3 separate regions of the Homo sapiens genome follow, and all the other regions are linked to region 2. The links are chromatin contacts, found by Hi-C or POLR2A ChIA-PET in ENCODE. All regions are on one chromosome and are shown on one strand. The core of a region is the stretch at or near the end of the contact, and the rest is flanking DNA. Distances in the headings are between cores, read along the strand shown.

Evidence for each region. A loop is a pair of places that touch in the nucleus more often than their neighbours do. ChIA-PET counts read pairs that join two places held with the same protein, here RNA polymerase II (POLR2A). Pooled maps may share reads with other maps.
Region 1: a pooled map shows a loop between it and region 2 (4-fold over the local background). The contact joins two enhancer-like sites. A Hi-C loop is called at or near these places in 2 of 50 pooled maps. POLR2A ChIA-PET finds 5 or more read pairs at or near these places in 3 of 52 experiments (Caco-2, H1 and IMR-90).
Region 3: a loop to region 2 is called in a map with no recorded cell type, with 7 times the contacts of the local background. The contact joins the promoter of RUFY1-AS1 here to the enhancer-like site in region 2. A Hi-C loop is called at or near these places in 4 of 168 maps with a recorded cell type or tissue (CD8-positive, alpha-beta T cell, naive thymus-derived CD4-positive, alpha-beta T cell, natural killer cell and 1 more), 14 of 37 single-sample maps with no recorded cell type and 13 of 50 pooled maps.

Annotation. Positions count from the first base shown.
Region 1 is chr5:179,528,083-179,532,139 of GRCh38, forward strand. The region is part of intron 4 of LOC128966623 (a long non-coding RNA gene); the gene reads left to right. Among named protein-coding and RNA genes, the nearest start is that of RUFY1, 20 kb to the right of the region's middle. RefSeq lists enhancers at 1,689-2,295, 2,296-2,901. Within about 2 kb of position 2,674, at least 13 of the 41 ENCODE cell types and tissues checked have a DNase peak (open chromatin) inside an H3K27ac peak, as active enhancers do.
Region 2 is chr5:179,165,779-179,169,403 of GRCh38, forward strand. All of the region lies in intron 5 of ADAMTS2 (ADAM metallopeptidase with thrombospondin type 1 motif 2), which reads right to left. Among named protein-coding and RNA genes, the nearest start is that of ZNF354C, 110 kb to the left of the region's middle. RefSeq lists an enhancer at 1,310-1,811 and a silencer at 1,425-1,634. Within about 2 kb of position 1,805, at least 4 of the 41 ENCODE cell types and tissues checked have a DNase peak (open chromatin) inside an H3K27ac peak, as active enhancers do; they include spleen, where a contact is called at or near this core.
Region 3 is chr5:179,602,043-179,606,052 of GRCh38, forward strand. RUFY1-AS1 (RUFY1 antisense RNA 1) reads right to left here and starts at 1,699. Exons shown (of 9, transcript NR_110560.1): 1 at 1,565-1,699; 2 at 335-730; 3 at 22-224. RUFY1 (RUN and FYVE domain containing 1) reads left to right here. Exons shown (of 18, transcript NM_025158.5): 16 at 3,834-3,882. The region is part of intron 4 of LOC128966623 (a long non-coding RNA gene); the gene reads left to right.

The DNA of each region.
Region 1 (4,057 bases), core at 1,424-3,923, 360 kb after region 2:
TGGAGTGAGAGAAACTCTCCACCTACCAGACCTGTGACTTAGGTAAGTCACTCTGTGTCTCCAAACTTAATTTCCTTGATGTGGAAAATGGGGATAGAAGTTAATAACATTGCAGGAAAGGGGACATGAGTTATAATATAAAACTCTCTGCATGGTTCCTATTGGATAATTTTGCTATTATTATTGCTTGTATTTTTGTCACATTATAACCAACTTAGTTTTACTTGTTAAAGTACACACAATTGGGTTTTTTTAAAAGAATTAATTTAATTTACTAGCACAAAAGCTAGTGTTAAAAATAGGTGTTAAAAATTGAGTCCCGGCAGGGCACCGTGGCTCACGCCTGCAATCCCAGCACTTCGGGAGGTCCAGGCTGGCAGATCACTTGAGGTCAGGAGTTTGAGACCAGCCTGGCCAACATGGTGAAACTCCATTTCTACTAAAAATATAAGAAATAGCCGGGCGTGGTGGCTCGTGCCTGTAGTCCCAGCTACTCAGGAGGCTGAGACAGGAAAATTGCTTGAACCGGGAGGCAGAGGGTGCAGTGAGCCAAGATGGCGCCACTGCACTCCAGCCTGGGCAACAGAGTGAGAATCTGTTTAAAAAAAAAAAAGAAAAAAAAAGTGAGTCCCATCTGATAAACCGAATATTTAAGTAAATTTGAAATATTTTTTGCCCCATGATATTTAGGGGTTTCTACTAATTGACTTTGATGTTCAAGGGCTGTTTTGTGATCCCAAAGCCATTGCCACTTTTACTTTGAACAAGCTGGACTCATGGGGTACTCCAGAGCCAACTCTGTTTTCTCCACGCAGCCTGCTCCTTGCTGCTGGTTCTGAGTCCCTGAATGAAATCTGGGATCTTCATGGCTTACCTACTTACATTCAGGAAAATAAAAAAAAAATCCTCCAGTCATCTCCAATAACAAGAAGAGGTCTGATTTCACTCATTAAACTATGCAGTGTGATGTCATAGCCAAATGGCCACACCGCATTGGAGAGCCAAGTTTTCTCTCCCAGAACAGCCTGCCTGGGCGCGGGCCACCATGCCCGGCTAATTTTTGTATTTTTAGTAGAGACAGGGTTTCACCATGCTGGCCAGCCTGGTCTCGAACTCCTGACCTCGCGATCCGCCAGCCTCGGCCTCCCAAAGTGCTGGGATTACAGGCGTGAGCCATTGTGCCGGGCCACTTTTCTTTCTTTCTTTTTTCTCTTTTTTTTTTTTTTTTGAGACAGAGTCTCGCTCTGTCGCCCAGGCTGGAGTGCAGTGGTGCCATCTCGGCTCACTGCAAGCTCCGCTTCTCAGGTTCACGCCATTCTCCTGCCTCAGCCTCCCGAGTAGCTGGGACTACAGGCGCCCGCCACCACACCCGGCTAATTTTTTGTATTTTTACTAGAGACGGGGTTTCGCCATGTTAGCCAGGATGGTCTCCATCTCCTGACCTCGTGATCCACCTGCCTGAGCCTCCCCAAAGTGCTGGGATTACAGGCGTGAGCCACCGCGCCCGGCCTCTTTTTTAAAGAAGGTTTTATTTTTGCAATAACATTACTAGCGCTATTGACAAGTATCAAATGCACACTGTATAACTACAGCAAACCCATCCACAACGTATTCGACTGTTCAGAGCCCTGAATGACATCTTGATAAAGAGCCAAAAGTTGTTTCCATAAAGATCTTCAAGGTGTTTGAGCACATCTTGTCAGACGCCCGTAAAGGAAGCTGACTCTCACTGGGTTCCAGGAATTACGTGGTTACGTCCATAACAGCCCATCTGACAAGTGGCAAATACCCGTGGAAAACCAATTAACTGTGCTCCTCGGTTTACCCTGGAGGATGGTGGCGGATGACGCGACTAAGTTTGCTTTGAGCCTGCTTCAAGTTCCAACTTCCTTGGAGTTAGTCGCATTTACAATTTAAAACATGCAAAAATCCACGCTTGTGTATGAAATTCGTGTTTCTTCAGAACATGAGGCTAAGACAACGTGGATATTATGGGATGATGGGCCGTTCACAGAGAAATCCCCGTCCCGGGCACACTCAGGCCTGGCGCCTGGCCTGCGGCTCACCTGGTGGGAGGAAAGGTTTCTCTGGGTGGTCCAAGGCGGCACAGGTGACCCAGGGCGAGGAGCCTCTGGGGGGCTCAGCGAACCCAGCGTCCACTCAAGCTCGTCCTGCCCCTGGCAATCCACGCGGTGCCGGGTGGATGCGTGGGAGCCACATCAAAGTCCCCCCACAAGTGCCTGGGGCTCCCCGCTGATTTCGAGGTCTACAGAATGGGTTTCTTGCAACTCACATCCTTCAGCTGGAGGACCCCAGAAAGGCAGAGCTCCCGTCCAGAGTGTGCTGGTCCCGGACGCAGACCTGCTCCCAAATGCCCTGGGGTCGGGCGTAAGGCCTGGGGATCGCCGGAGCCTGGTTTCCTCACTGCGGTGCTCACTGCCGCCGCCTCTTCCCCGGACGCCCGGTCTGTCTGAGGTCGCCGGGTCTGTGGACGCGGATCCGAATCGGAGCTTCCGAGGGTGATCTGAGATCCAAAGTCAGGAGTCTTCTGCATCCTGCCCTTTGTCAGCGCTGGTCCTCATTTCACCTGCCCAGGGCCTTCAGGAGGGGCGACACTCTCCGGCTGCGGGCGGCCCAGCGCTCGCCCCCCTCGGCCCCACGTACTCTTCCTGCCTCGCCCCCATCGCCCTCCTCCGGCTTCCCGCGCCTCCCGGGGCTCTGCGCTTGCGTCCAGGGCGCCCTCTCCGGGGACAATGGGCGGGTGCTTCGCAGGCTGCAGTCAGGGCCGACTTCACCCGGCGAGGACAGGGCGAGGCGCTGGGCCCAGAGGTATGTTTGAAACGATTCGCGTATGTGAATCTACTTTTTGAATTGTAAATTTTATGAAACCTAAATACAAATCATGTACTTCTTATGAAAATTTCGTGTCTGAATTAAGAAGTGCTATCAATATAAAAGAACAGATTTCGAAAACTTAGTACAAAAATAGAAGGTGAAATATTTCATTCATGTTTATGTTGATAACATGTTCAAATGACACTACTTTGGACGTATTGAATTAAATATATTATTAAAACTCATTGCACATATTTCTTTTTACTTTTCTAAGTGGCTACTACAAACATTAAGTCACATGTGTTCTTGCATTATATTTCTACTGGACAGTGTGCTGTACAAGAAAATAGAAAAAGTATAAAAATTATCCAGTTCATTTTATGAAACTAGAATTTTTAATTCTCAAATCAGATAAGGTTAACATAAAAATAAAATTATAAAACCATTTTTTACTTATGATCACTGATATAAAACAAAATATAGCTAACAGAATCAAATAGTATATATATAAATTTATCATATTGTATTTAAGATCTTTATTTTTCTAACATTCTTGGTCCTATGAAAACATTTCAGTATACAACATCAGAGAAAAACCATCATAATCTATATGCCAGTCATCACAATCGACATGGTATAATTTTTAAAAATAAACTATCTTGCCCTGTAGATGTATATATACAGCAGTCCCTCTGTATCCACAGGGGATTCGTTCCAGGACCCTCCCCCCAAAATCCACAATGCTCAAGTCCCTTATATAAAGTAGCATTGTACTGTCAGTCCCCAATTTATGATGGCTTCAATTGGGATTTGACTTGCCAATGGTGCAAAAGCAATGGGCATTCAGAACGCTTCTCATCTTACAATAGGGTTACATCTGGATAAACCCATTGTAAATTCAACTCGCCATATGGTCAATCTATACGATGGATGTATTTGGTTGTAACCCCATCATAAGTCAAGGAGCATCTGTATTTGCGTATAACCTATAACCTATGCACATCCTCTGTCCCAGGTTAATTATTTAGAGGTATAATTTAAATCACCTCTAAATTTTATTTTATTTTATTTTATTTTTGAGATGGAGTCTTGCTCTGTCGCCCAGGCTGGAGTGCAGTGGTGTGATCTCGGCTCACTGCAAGCTCTGCCTCCCGGCTTCACGCCATTCTCCTGCCTCAGCCTCCCGAGTAGCTGGGACTACAGGCGCCTGTAACCACACCCA
Region 2 (3,625 bases), core at 555-3,054:
TCCCAGAACTCCCAGGTCCAGCCTAGGGCCCCAGAAGAGCCAGGCGGGAGAAGCCTGCAGTAGGGCTGTGGATGAAGTCCAGGGGCCCATCCAGCCCAGGATGCAGGAGGAGTCCTGAGTGGGCTGACCCTAGCTCAGAGCACGGGAACAGATGAGCTTCCAAGAGGCTGATCGGATCCTCTACAGGGGCCCCAGGACAGTCGTCACCCCTCATGGAGGGCTCTGCCACCCCTGTTTGGAGGTGACATCGACCACTGCAGACATGGGCTCCCAACTGGGCTCCACTGCCCGAGTGCTCTGGGGCCCTGGACCAGGCTGGCTCTTCCAGAGTGCAGGGTCCTCCTTGGCCATCATGAGTGCCCACCTATGTCCACATGGAGACCCTCCTTGCTATGCTGGTTCACAGAGCTGCCCAGATGCAGGAGGCAGACACTCGTCCAGGCCCCTGGGGCCCTCCCACAGCAGCACCGGGAGCCTGGTCCCAAGAAGGATGGTGTTTCCTCCGGGTTCAGCCTGTTTGGCTCCCCTGGCCCGGGCTGGAAAGGGTCTGAGGACATGCCTGAAAGACCCAGGGATCCCACCATGAGGTGGAGAGGGCAGATCTGAGGGCCTTAGGGAGGCAAGAGCTTGATGGCCCTCACCTTGGGTCAGAAGGTCACTTTGCTGAATGCTCCCCAGGGCTGTCAGGAGGCTTGGCCAGGGCAAGGGTGAGGAAACACTGCGGGCCCCTGAACCTCAGGCCCAGCCTGCAGGGGTCTGGGTAACCCCACGGGCCTCAGGGAACAGCCAGGAGCTTAGGGGGCCCGTGGGCCTTGGGTGGACGAGTAGGCTGCGTCCAGCTCCAAGTCCCAGCCCCATCCTGGCCGCGGGACCCTGGCTCTGAGCTGCCCGCCGGGTCCCTCCTCCTGCGTGCGATCGGTCACCTGCCAGATGGGGCACCTACTGGGGATGTGCCTGTTGCTGTCGCTGGCCTCTGAGTCACTAAAGCCTAAGCTCCTTGAGGGCCGGGTGGTTGCTGGGCCCGAGTCTGTGCCCCAGCCCTGGCCCACGCCTGCCCTCAGTAGCCCCACTCCTCCCTTCACGGAGCAATCCCGGCTTCTGCTCTCCATGCCAGGATGAGGCAGCGAACGCGGCCAGAGGACCCCGGCTGCTGGGCGCTCAGTGATGAAGGAATGAACACGAGCACCCTCAGGAGCCAGGCTGGGCAGGGAGGGAGGCGCCGGCTGCGGGGACGTTCTCGGGAGGCCTGGGGAAGTGAGCCCAAAGGGCCGCCCCGGCAGATGCTGACCCCAGCAGGAAGTCACCGTCCGCAAGGAGCGCCCCGCTAGGCTCAGGCTTGGCACACGACACCTCGCTTCCACTTCATTTTCCTACCTTCCGGATGACGAACTGCGTCTCAGACAACTGAAAGGACTCGCCTGAGTCCCACAGCCGGAAAGAGGTCGGGGTGCTGCCCCCCGCGCGGGGCGGGCAGAGGAAGGGCCGGGCCCGAGCGGCCACCAGGTGGCGCTGCTGCCGCGAGAACAGCGGCCCGGGCCGGGGACGCACCCGGCGCCCAGACTCCGCGGCCGCACCCGGGCTCCCGGGGCCCCAGCGGCCCCAAGACAGCCTCTGGGCCTCACCCTAAATACATCAATTATGACCTGAGCAAAAAGTTCTGTTCCAATCGTTGCTCTCCGACATTTCCATTGTTTGCTCTGGAAGGAGCTGAATTATCTATGCTCTTCCCTCCTTCAGTCAAGGAGACGTGGGAGGAAACCGGGATGGGGATCAGCAGCCTGGAGGCCGCCTCCGCTGGAACCGCGCCCGCCCCGCCAGGAGGCTCTGCCTGCTGGGCAAGGCGCACTCAGCCAGCCCCGCAGGCCGCCACGCGACCGAGGCTCACCAAGTCCACTGCAGGTGGCAGGTGAGGTCACCTGGGCAGCTCTAGGCCCGGCCGAAATATCTCATCTGCTCTGTTCTTGGGCAAGTTACCTTACTTGTCCCCACCTGCAAAATGGGCACAACTGCAGCTCCGAGCTTGGAGCTGGGGGGCTTCCGCCCATGACAGTTCAGGCAGGGTGCAGTCAGCGCCCACAAATGTCCCTTGTCCTTGTCTCTGCCGTGCTGTTGATACTGATGGAGTATAACACCAGTCCCTGGGGACTGGCCTACCCGCTGGGGCTGGCTCATGCCCCCAAGGGGATGCGGCTTCAGCAAAGCTTCTCAACCGTCCCCATCCCAGAGGGGCCCTCCTGCCTCAGACCAGCCTCCTAAACAGGTGCAGGATAGGACAGCAGGGAGGTTGGGTTCTGGTGAGCAGACCACATTTCTCAACCTCAGCACTCCAGATATTTGGGGCCAGATAATTCCTGTTGGGTGAGGCGGGCACCCTGTTCATGGCAGGATGTTGAGCACACCCCTGGGCACTCCTTGCCAGAACCCAGTGGAACCCTCCCCCTAGTCGTGACAACCAAAAGTCTCTCCAGACACTGCCAAATGTCCCCCGGGTGGGGGGAGGGGTGGCAAAGTCACTCTTGGTTGGGAGCAACTGACCCTCAGGGGACCAGGACAAGGAGCCTGAAGCTGGTGCTCCTGACCAGCCGGGATCACAGAGTCCAGCCCCTCCTCCCAGAGCAGAGTGGCTCCACCAGCGTGTGGCCCCGGGCAGGCCGCTCGCCCCCTGGAGCCAGGGTCCTCACTGTCAAATGGGGATGATCACAGCGCCTACTCCACAGGGTTGCTGTGGGGGTGAGGGCATAAAGTCACATAAAGGGCTTCAGACGGTGCCTGTCCCAGAAGAAGCTCTACAAACAGTCACTTGCACGAACGCCTTTATGATTGTCGTCATTCCTGTTGTGTGCTGGGGTTTCACAGACCTCCTCTTATGGGGGAAACTAAGGCCCCATGATGTTAAATTGCTCACCAAAGGTCCCACGAGTATGGACAAAGCCAGAATGAATGGCAGGGACAAGGTCCCACCATCCCTGCTCTGTGAGCACATGTTCTACCGTGCCCCCCAGCTGAGTGCAAAGTGGGCTCCCCCAAGGCTGGAGGTCTCTTGTTCCAGGCAGGGCTTACAGATCAAATCTCATCACGACAGAGAACCACGAGAGCTGGGGCAGGAGGCGTGCACCTCATTTCTCTGCCAGAACTCCCATATCGTTCCAGCATTTTGTTTCCAGCCATCTTCCCCAAAGCCTGGGAAGCTATTCCCAGAGAGAGCCAAGCTGCCAGAACAGGATTCTCAACTTGAGCCTTCCCAGGCATGAGCCAGTGCAGGCCTGTGGGGAGGCAGAAGAGGGGCCTCCTGCTAGAATCTGAATGTTGTGTCCCCCACATTTGAAAGGTTGAAAGCTGAGAACCAATGTTATGGTATTAGGAAGTGTGGTCTTTGAGAGGTCATTAGGTCATGAGGGTGGAGTCTCCATAAATGAGATTAGCACCCTTACAAAAGAAGCCTGAGGGAGCCTGTTCACCCTTCCATCATGCGAGGGCACAGCTAGAAGGTGCCCTCTAGGAGGAATGGGTCCTTACGACACATCAGTTCTGCTGGCGTCCTGCTCTTGGACTTCCCAGCCCCCAGAACAGTGAGTAACACAATTCCATTGGTTATAAATTACTCAGTCTAAGGTATTTCTGTTAT
Region 3 (4,010 bases), core at 449-2,948, 440 kb after region 2:
TCCCTCAGGCCCCAAACCTACCTCCTTTTGGCGAACGGAGGGTGGGCCATTTAGGAGCTCAGTCCGCCGTTCACGGATGAGCTCTCAGGAAGCCCGGCCTCAGAGGGGCCCAGCACTGATCTCTGCTACCCACATGGGGTGTCAGCGAGCTCTTAGTTAATTCAGGAAGCACGTTCATTCCTAGTGACCAGGACACTCCTATTCCTTAGCTTCATATCCAGGGCCTGAGGGAACAGATGGGCAATGAGAGGATCGCTTGGTCAGCCTACAGTCAGGCCAGAGGGAGCAGGGCTGGTTTGGGAACGGAAGCCTGGCACAGTAGAGGTGCACTCACCCGCCTTGCACAGCACAGCCCCCTTCCTTTCGGGGAACTGGCCACTGCATCCGCCAGAGTCTGTCTGTCTCTGCTGCAGGTGCTGATGGGGTGCAGACCCTGGTAGTTCTGCTCCCCTCTGACTTGACAGCTCTCCTCCTTGGTGTCCCAGTCTAGATAGGTTGCTGTGGACGCCTGGGCCTTGGGGTGGATCACACTGCGGACTGTGGAACTTGCCCATTTGTGTGATGATTCTGCATTTTCAACATAGTGGGTAGCTTTTCTCCTCGAGTCAGGGCGCATGGTTGCAAGTAACAGAAATCCAACTCAAAGTGGCTTAAGCAAAAGAAGCCATCAGGAATCGGTCTCTGTCTCCTACCTCTGCTATCCTGTCTGCCTCACAGGTGGGTCTGGACCCTGCAGGGGCAAAACAGCACTCAGCAAGGCCATCTATCAGAGGAACAAACTCCCTCTTCTTTGTGCATAGCTGCCAGGATCACCCGAGATTGACCCTGCTCCCGAGTACCCATGCCTGACATAAGCACCATGACCAAGGAGATGGGGCTCACGACCTCAGCACAGCCTGGTCTGCACCAGAAATTTGTAGAGTCTAGTACTATTAAGAAAATAGGCCGGGTGCGGTGGCTCACGCCTGTAATCTCAGCACTTTGGGAGACTGAGGTGAGCAGATCACCTGAGGTCAGGAGTTCGAGACCAGCCTGGCCAACATAGTGAAGCCCCGTCTCTACTAAAAATACAAAAATTAGCCAGGCATGGTGGGCACCTGTAATCCCAGCTACTCGGGAGGCTGAGACAGCAGCATCGCTTGAACCCGGGAGGCAGAGGTTGCAGTAAGCCGAGATTGCACCACTGCACTCCAGCCTGGGCAACAAAAGTGAGAATCCATCTCAAAAAAAAAAAACAAATAGCTGGTCAGGGAATCTGATGTCTCTGGTGGGAATGCGGTCTGCCCACTCCCAGATGCAGGTGCTGGCCACTCGCCGTCTCTCCTGTGCCTCTTACCTTTCTAGACTAGCCCATGGCCGCTGCTTCCTCCCCTCCCACCCTCCGCCCTGCCTGCCACCCACTCAGCTGAGTGCCCTGTGCTGCTCCCGTCTGGCCTGTCAACTTGCCGTGCTCTGGCCCGTTCCTTCCCAACCCCCAGGGAGCTCCTTGAGGGACGCAAGGCCCAGTGTCTGTCCCCATGCTCAGAGCATAGGCCAGCTGTGAGGGCATCCCGAGAGCACTCACCAGAAGCAGACGTGGAACAGAGCTGGCGTGGAGCTGGCTTCTGGGGTTTGCAGCCAGTGTTTTCCTCTTTACATTGGATGGACAGCAAGGCAGTGTCACAGGTCCCCTCCTAGTGGACCATAGACCTCGAAACTGTGGTTGGTCTCTGATCTTTAAAATGTATCATTGTGGCCGGGTGTGGTGGCTCATGCCTGTAATCCCAGCCCTTTGGGAGGCTGAGGTGGGTGGATCACCTGAGGTCAGGAGTTCAAGACCAGCCTGACCAACGTGGAGAAACCCCATCTCTACTAAAAATATAAAATTAGCCGGGCATGGTGGAGCGCGCCTGTAATCCCAGCTACTCAGGAGGCTGAGGCAGGAGAATCGCTTGAACCTGGGAGGCGGAGGTTGCGGTGAGCCGAGATCGCGCCATTGCACTCCAGCCTGGGCAATAAGAGTGAAACTCTGTCTCAAAAACAAACAAACAAATGTATTGTTGCACTTTGTGGCCGCCTGGCACTACCGGCTAACCTAGCTTCCAAATCCCAGTGTGAGCTGCCTGGCCACCATTCCCTCCCAGTGAGTGCTGTGGGTGTCACAGCATCAGGTGTTTGCAAACCCAGACAGGACTACCTGAGGAGTTGCTTTTGTGCTCTCTCCCCTCTTCCCTTCTTCCTCTTGCAAGCCTATACCGGATGACAGAGATGGCAAAGCCTCTTCGCAGGCCCTACATTAGCTACAGGAACAGTTTCCAGTTTCATTGGCTTGGGAACATCTGGATTCTTCCTAAATTGTGTTTCCCAGAGTTCTTGTATGTTCAGTTTGCCTTGTTGACCTGGCTTCCCAAGGTCTGTCCATCTGCGCAGCCTCTTCTCATCCTGTCAATCTGCTGGCCTATTTCCTGTTTCTGCAGCCGGACCAGGAAGGGAAGGAGCTGCCTCCCGATCTTTAGTAAAAGCCACAGGGATTTTTCTAAATGCCCTGATGCTGTTTTCTAATCCCTCCCTTCGAAGTCTAGCCTGTGTTTCCCAGAGACCTGCCATTTTGTCACTGAGATGAGTCTAATCTGATGATAGTTCAGACTGATCTCAGCTTTTAAGAAAGACCCAGGCCAGGCTGGGCGTGGGGGCTCAGGCCTCTAATCCCAGCACTTTGGGAGGCCGAGGCAGGTGGATCACTTGAGGTCAGGAGTTCAAGACCAGCCAGGCCAATATGGTGAAACCCCATCTCTAGTAAAAGTACAAGAAAATAAGCTGGGTGTGGTGTCGGGCGCCTGTCATCCCAGCTACTTGGGAAGCTGAGGCAGGAGAATTGCTTGAGCCCAGGAAGCAGAGGTTGCAGTGAGCCGAGATCACACCACCGCACTCCAGCCTGGCCAATGCAGCAAGACTCCATCTCAAAAAAAAAAAAGAAAAAAAGAAAAAGGCTCAGGCCTATAATCCTAGCACTTTGGGAGGCTGAGGCAGGTGGGTCAATTGAGGTCAGGAGTTCAAGACCAGCCTGGGCAACATGGCAAAACCCCACCTCTAGAAAAAATACAAAAATTAGCCAGGCGTGATGGCATGCACCTGTAGTCGCAGCTACTTGGGAGACTAAAGTGAGAGGATCACTTGAGCCCAGGAGGTCAAGGTTGCAGTGAGCCATGATTGCACCACTGCATTCCAGCCTGGGCAATATAGCAAGATCCTGTCTCAAAAAAAAAAAAAAAAGGATCAGACTGTTTCCCTCAATTGCACAAACTGCTTCATTTTATTTGGTTTAGTTCTGCCAATTTAGACCATGTTCAGTCCTGTCTCTTGTGTAAACAAAGGAATTGTTCTGACACTGAACAAGAATGGAGCAAGAACAAATGGCTATGCCATCTGAGCCTTCCCCCTTCCAGACAGCAGGCAGCAGAATGGAGGCCGGGGAGAAGCCTGCAGACTCAGGTTCCTGCTGGGGAGAGCGGTAGAGACTAGTGCAGAACAGGGCCAGGTCTTGGACTTCTGGCCTCAGGCCATCCTCTCGCCTCAGCCTCCCTCAAAGTCTTTTTGAGCCCCTGCAGGCTAAGCAGTGTGTTCTCGTGCCAGATGCAGTCCCAGGCTCAGCCTCAGCCCTCAGCAGACGGGAGCCAGTGTGATGAGGCAACTCTGGGATTGTACAGAGGCGGAAGGCATTTTAACAACTCACGTTCTGGGTCTCCTCACAAGTCCGGTATCCTCACAAAGCTAGTCCTGAGAGCCAGCTGTGTTAGGGATTCAGAGCCTCACTCTCTCTCACTGCTATGAAATGGCCTTTTTTTTTTCCTTAGGTCCAAGCTGAAGATGGAAGATATAAAAGAAGTGAACCAGGCACTGAAGGTACTGCCTTGCTAAGAACCACTTCTTTGCTGTCAGCTTGTGCTGACTGCCCGTGTGCTCGTACGTTTAAGTATCCCAACAGTCAGGTGAGAGCGTGTGGTTGAGGCAGTGGTGATGACGTATTGACA